Regions from separate parts of the Homo sapiens genome. Here region 2 is linked to region 1. Evidence: chromatin loops called from intact Hi-C (ENCODE). Cell type or tissue: endothelial cell of umbilical vein. All regions are shown on one strand. Region 1 has its middle 63 kb from the start of FCRL5. Region 2 has its middle 120 kb from the start of LINC02772.

Evidence for each region. A loop is a pair of places that touch in the nucleus more often than their neighbours do. Peaks named below come from ENCODE experiments on the same cell type or tissue, not always from the same donor. Only the 100,000 strongest peaks of a DNase experiment are listed, where the experiment ranks them.
Region 2: a loop joins it to region 1, with 6 times the contacts of the local background. A loop is called at or near these places in 3 of 110 quality-filtered maps.

The regions. Positions count from the first base shown.
Region 1 is chr1:157,488,135-157,490,634 of GRCh38, reverse strand. No RefSeq gene overlaps it. Among named protein-coding and RNA genes, the nearest start is that of FCRL5, 63 kb to the left of the region's middle. RefSeq lists an enhancer at 1-53. In endothelial cell of umbilical vein, a CTCF peak has its summit at 1,065; a DNase peak (open chromatin) is centred at 1,074.
Region 2 is chr1:157,389,777-157,392,276 of GRCh38, reverse strand. No RefSeq gene overlaps it. Among named protein-coding and RNA genes, the nearest start is that of LINC02772, 120 kb to the right of the region's middle. In endothelial cell of umbilical vein, no CTCF peak of the experiment used is centred here; a DNase peak (open chromatin) is centred at 1,396; H3K27ac peaks cover 2,059 bases.

The DNA.
Region 1 (2,500 bases):
CACTTACTCAGCGCAGACACTCCCTGAAGTGGGTGCTTGTGCCCCATTGTGATGAGGTCACAGACTCAGGCAAGTTCAGCAATCTGTCCCGGGTCACTCAGATAATAAGTGGAAGACCCAGTTCTGTGCAGTTCTAAAGCCCGGGCTTTCCCAGACCAGCCGACTATGGCTTGGCCCATCTAGGGAGGGCTCAATACTTGGAAGGTGCTGGTCAGCGCAGAAGCGAGGCTGGTGGACACGTGTCCTCGGGGCAGGGTCACAGGCATCAGCCCACCAGGGAGGTGTTTCCAGCTGGGGTCACGAGGTCTCGGAGTGTTCCTGAATGTGGGAGAAACAGTCCCTCACCCTGACCATCTCGGAGTCTGTGTCCAGCAAGAGCCCTTGTTATTTGGAAGATACTCCCTTATTAATGGGGAGTATCTTGGTTTGCTGACTTGGTACCCATCCCCAGACAGGAGTATCTTTTCTATTATAAATGAGTAACTTGCTTTGTGCTTTAGAGATCATTGTCCACATAATTTTATCACCACGAATGTGTCACCAGGAGTCTGTTACTAAATAGTATAAGAATTTAGAGTTTTTAAACCTAAGATACTGAGGATAAAAACTGTAGACTTTGAGGTTCTCCCCATAAGGGGTAAAGAGTTTAGGGGGAAATTAGGTTCTACATCTGAAAAATAAAGTAGAAAAGATGTGGCCAGGAGAACTACTGAGGGGGTCAGGAACCAGGAAGGTGATGTTTATCAGGATGGGGAGAGGGGGCTGGAAGAGGGTCAGGAGCAAAAGAAAGGCAATAAACACTTACCCAGAGTTAATCTAATGAGATGACAATTCTTGTCTCCATTTTACACATGAGGAAACTGATGCTTAGAGAAGTTACATAACTTGATTAGGATCAAACAGCTAATATTTGGCAAGGCTGGGACCTGAACCTGGTTTTCCAGATACCAGTGCCCAGTCACTTTCCATAATGCCAAATGGCCTCTCAGAATCCCAACACCTCTTCTTTAAATGCTTTCCCTTTTTTCCTCAAATCCAGAAACTGTTGGTCTTTTGGGCAATTCTGACCACAGCCACTAAGTGGCGATATTGTCCAACTATGGCTCAGCCCTGTCTCTCCTAGGAAGAATGGGGGAAGGGAGGGAGTAGAAGATCCCCTGTTGTTTTTTGTGTGTTGTGCTGTTCGTAGCGCTTTTTTTTTTTTTTTTTTTTTTTGAGACGGAGTCTTGCTCTGTTGCCCAGGCTGAAGTGCAGTGGTGCGATCTCGGCTCACTGCAAGCTCCGTTTCCCGGGTACACGCCATTCTCCCTCCTCAGCCTCCAGAGTAGCTGGGACTACAGGCGCCCGCCACCACGCCCGGCTAATTTTTTGTATTTTTTAGTAGAGACGGGGTTTCACCATGTTAGCCAGGATGGTCTCGATCTCCTGACCTCGTGATCCGCCCGCCTCGGCCTTCCAAAGTGCTGGGATTACAGGCGTGAGTCACTGCGCCCGTCCGCGTGGGGCTTTCTTCTATCTATTTAGTCCTCCCAGCAACCCTGCAGAGGAAGTATTATCCCATTTTCCAGATGAGGCCATTGAGGATCTGCTGGATGACAGAGCTTAGCGGTAGAAGCAGGAATGGAATCAGTGTCCGGCTGGTTGCCAAGTCCTGCCTCCAAGCATCCTGGGTTCCCAAATATAAAGTCATTTTATGCCCTCAAATTTTAGTCTGGTGGGGAGGTAGATAGGGGAACTCCTTTAAGCCTGGGCTTGGACGGCCTAGTGAAGAAGAAGGGCGGGTGAGAAGTAACCATGCCTTTCCTTTGGTTACTGGAGGGAAGAATTAAGTTTTAAGGTGGAAGTTAAATACAGTTAAAATTACTCTGGTGTTGGGACAACTGGATTTCCACATGCAGAAGAGTGAAAATGGATCCTTATCTCACACCATGTGCAAAAATCAACTCAAAATCAATTAAAGACTTAAATATAAGGCCTGAAATTATAAATCTACTAGAAGAAAACAAAAGCAAAAAGAAATAAATAGGATTACATTAAACTAAAAGGCTCCTGCGCAGCCAAGGAAACAACAGAATGAAGAAACAATCTACAGAATGCGAGAAAATATTTGCAAACCAGGCATCTGGTAAGGGATTGCTATCCAAAATATATAAGGAACTCAAACAACCCAATAATAAGAAAACAAAGAATCTGATTAAAAAATAGGCAAAGGATCTGAATAGACATTTTTCAGAAGACATAAAAATGGCCTATGAGTATAGGAAAAAATGCACAACGTCACTAATCACCAGGGAAGTGCAAATCAACACCAGTGAGCTATCACCCCACACCTCTTAGAATGGCTATTATCAAAAAGATGAAAGACAGCAACTGTTGGTGAGGATGTGGAAGAAAAGAACCCAAGTACACTCTTGGTGGGGATGGAAATTAGTACAGTCATTAGGGAAAACAGCATGGAGGGTCCTCAAAATATTAAAAACAGAACTACCGTATGATCCAG
Region 2 (2,500 bases), 98 kb after region 1:
TGCTCTGTGTCCCTACTCAAAATCTATCTTGAATTGTAATCCCCGTAATCCCTGTGTGTCAAGGGTAGGACCAGGTGGAGGTAATTGAATCATAGAGGCAGTTTCCTCCATGTTTTTCTTGTAATAGTAATGAGTCTCATGAGATCTGATGGTTTTATAAGCATCTGGCATTTCCCCTGCTTGCACTCACTCCATCCTACCACCCTGTAAAGAAGGTGCCTGCTTCTCCTTTGATTTCTGCTGTGATTATAAGTTTACTGAGGCCTCTTCAGCAATGTGGAGCTGTAAGTCAATTAAACCTATTGCCTTTATAAATTACCCAGTCTCGGGTATTTCTTCATAGCAGTGTGAAGACAGACTAATAAACTCACTCAACAGAGTTCCAAGGGGGAGGCTGCAGGAGCTGAAAGTCTGGCCAGGCTGCTCCCTCAGAGAACTAATTAGAGGAAAGTGGACTAGATCACCAAGCCCAGAGGACATCACAGACAGAAGAGTGGTCCTATGTCAGGCAGAACTCAGGTTGTGGAAGGAGGCAAATATGAAAGTGATGGCTAAGAGGGGAAGCCTGTGTGTGGCCAACAAGATCCGATGCCTCCCTGAGATAGACCCAGATTTGCAGTGAAGTCAATGACTGAGCACCATCTTGAATCCACTGGGTTTTTTCCTGAAAACCAGGGCAGAACACAGCCAAGACAGTAGGTGTGGGTGCAGGTGGGAATGGTTAGCAAGGGAGGGAAAGGAAGTGGATGACAATGAGACAGTAAAGATGGACATTTACAGAAGGATGGTGGACATCATTCTGTAAAACTCCAGAGAGGGGTGAAATCAAGCTCAAGTGTATTTCTGAGGACAAATTGGCAAATGTCCTGAAAGGGCTCATGCAACACCCATTACAATCCTGACCTAGGATGCTGTATTAGTCCATTCTCATACTGCTACAAAGAAATACCTGAGACTGGGTAATTAATACGGTGAAGAGGTTTAATTAGCTCACGGTTTCACAGGCTCTACAGGAAGCATGGATGTGAAGACCTCAGGAAACTTACAATCAACACAGAAGGCGAAGGGGAAGCAGGCACACCATACATGGCCAGAGCAAAGGAAGAGGGAGGGTGGGGAGGTGCTACACACATTTTAAAAACCAGATCTCACAATAACTCACTCACAATACCCAGAACAGCACTAAAAGGAAAATCTGCCCCCAGAATCCAATTGCCTCCCAACAGACCCCCCCCACCAACATGCAAGATTACAATTTGACAGGAGATTTTGGCGAGGACGCAGACTCAAACCATACCAGATGCCTTCCAGTACGGCAGAGGATAAACAGCTCAAAACTACATTTTCCAGATGTATTTCAACTGAGTCATTTCCCATACCCGGGACTTTCACTGAAACTGAGTAACATGGGGGTTGAGGCAAGGTGCAGGATATGTCTTTTTGGTCATGGAATGCAGGCAGTAATGGCATGATCACGACCAGCGGCTGCTGACCTTGCAGTTTCCTGTCTTTGGCACAGGCAGCAGCTCTCTCCACAGCCCAATTCTGCAGTGTGGCTCTGGAAGGCATTTCTGGGATCTTTGGCTACCAAATGTTCTGTGATGAGCAGTTATGGCAAACCTACCCCCAAAGGCCCAGGGAGCTGAGAGGTTGAAGAAAGAGGCTGACAAATCCGGTTTCTAAAACAACAACAACAAATCATTTAATAGGGAGTTACAAACAGAAGTGATATCTCAGGCAGCTGCAAGATGGTGGATTCCTGCACCCGCTTTCCAGTAAGGTACTTTCTATACCAAGCTTTTTGGTAAGATAGACATCTTCATGAAGGGTTATTTATGCTCTAGACATTGTTTATTTATGAGGGGTTGTTTCTGCTTTGGAGAGTGTGCAAAGACCTTGCTGCAGATGCAGGAGTCAAACATCAATCATCCTAATGGTTTTGCTTCAAGATGGCATCATTCTTGCCATGTAACAGGCTAGTTTTCTGCAACAAAAAATCATAAAATATATCCTTTAGTACACCTTTTTGTTTGTAGAGTAGCTACAATGCGGTTGTCCTAACAGAAAACTTTCACTAATGCAAAGTGATATAAAATTAGTTGCTGGCAATAGACTGTAAAGGAAAATGCAAATGAAATTCTCTATCTGACCTGGGTGGATTAGAAGAATTTTATATTTTAATTTAATTGATTTAAAAGTCATATTGTATAATAAAAGGAATCTGAGGCAGTTACAAATATTACTATTGTATTATGTCACAGTGATAGTATATAGCACTCAGTTGTAAACATTTACTTAAACTATCACCTATTGTCACCTGGAACAAAATGCCTGTTAAAGATAAGATGCTGACAGATTGAAGTGGTTACTGTGATTAAAAATTATGGGGAGAAGGCATAGTGAATATGAGATATATAGGGTAGCCTGGATCCTTCTAATTCTGCTGAAGACAAGTTCAAGTTTAAAAATTTTCAGTTTAAGAAATGTTTTTAAAACCAGG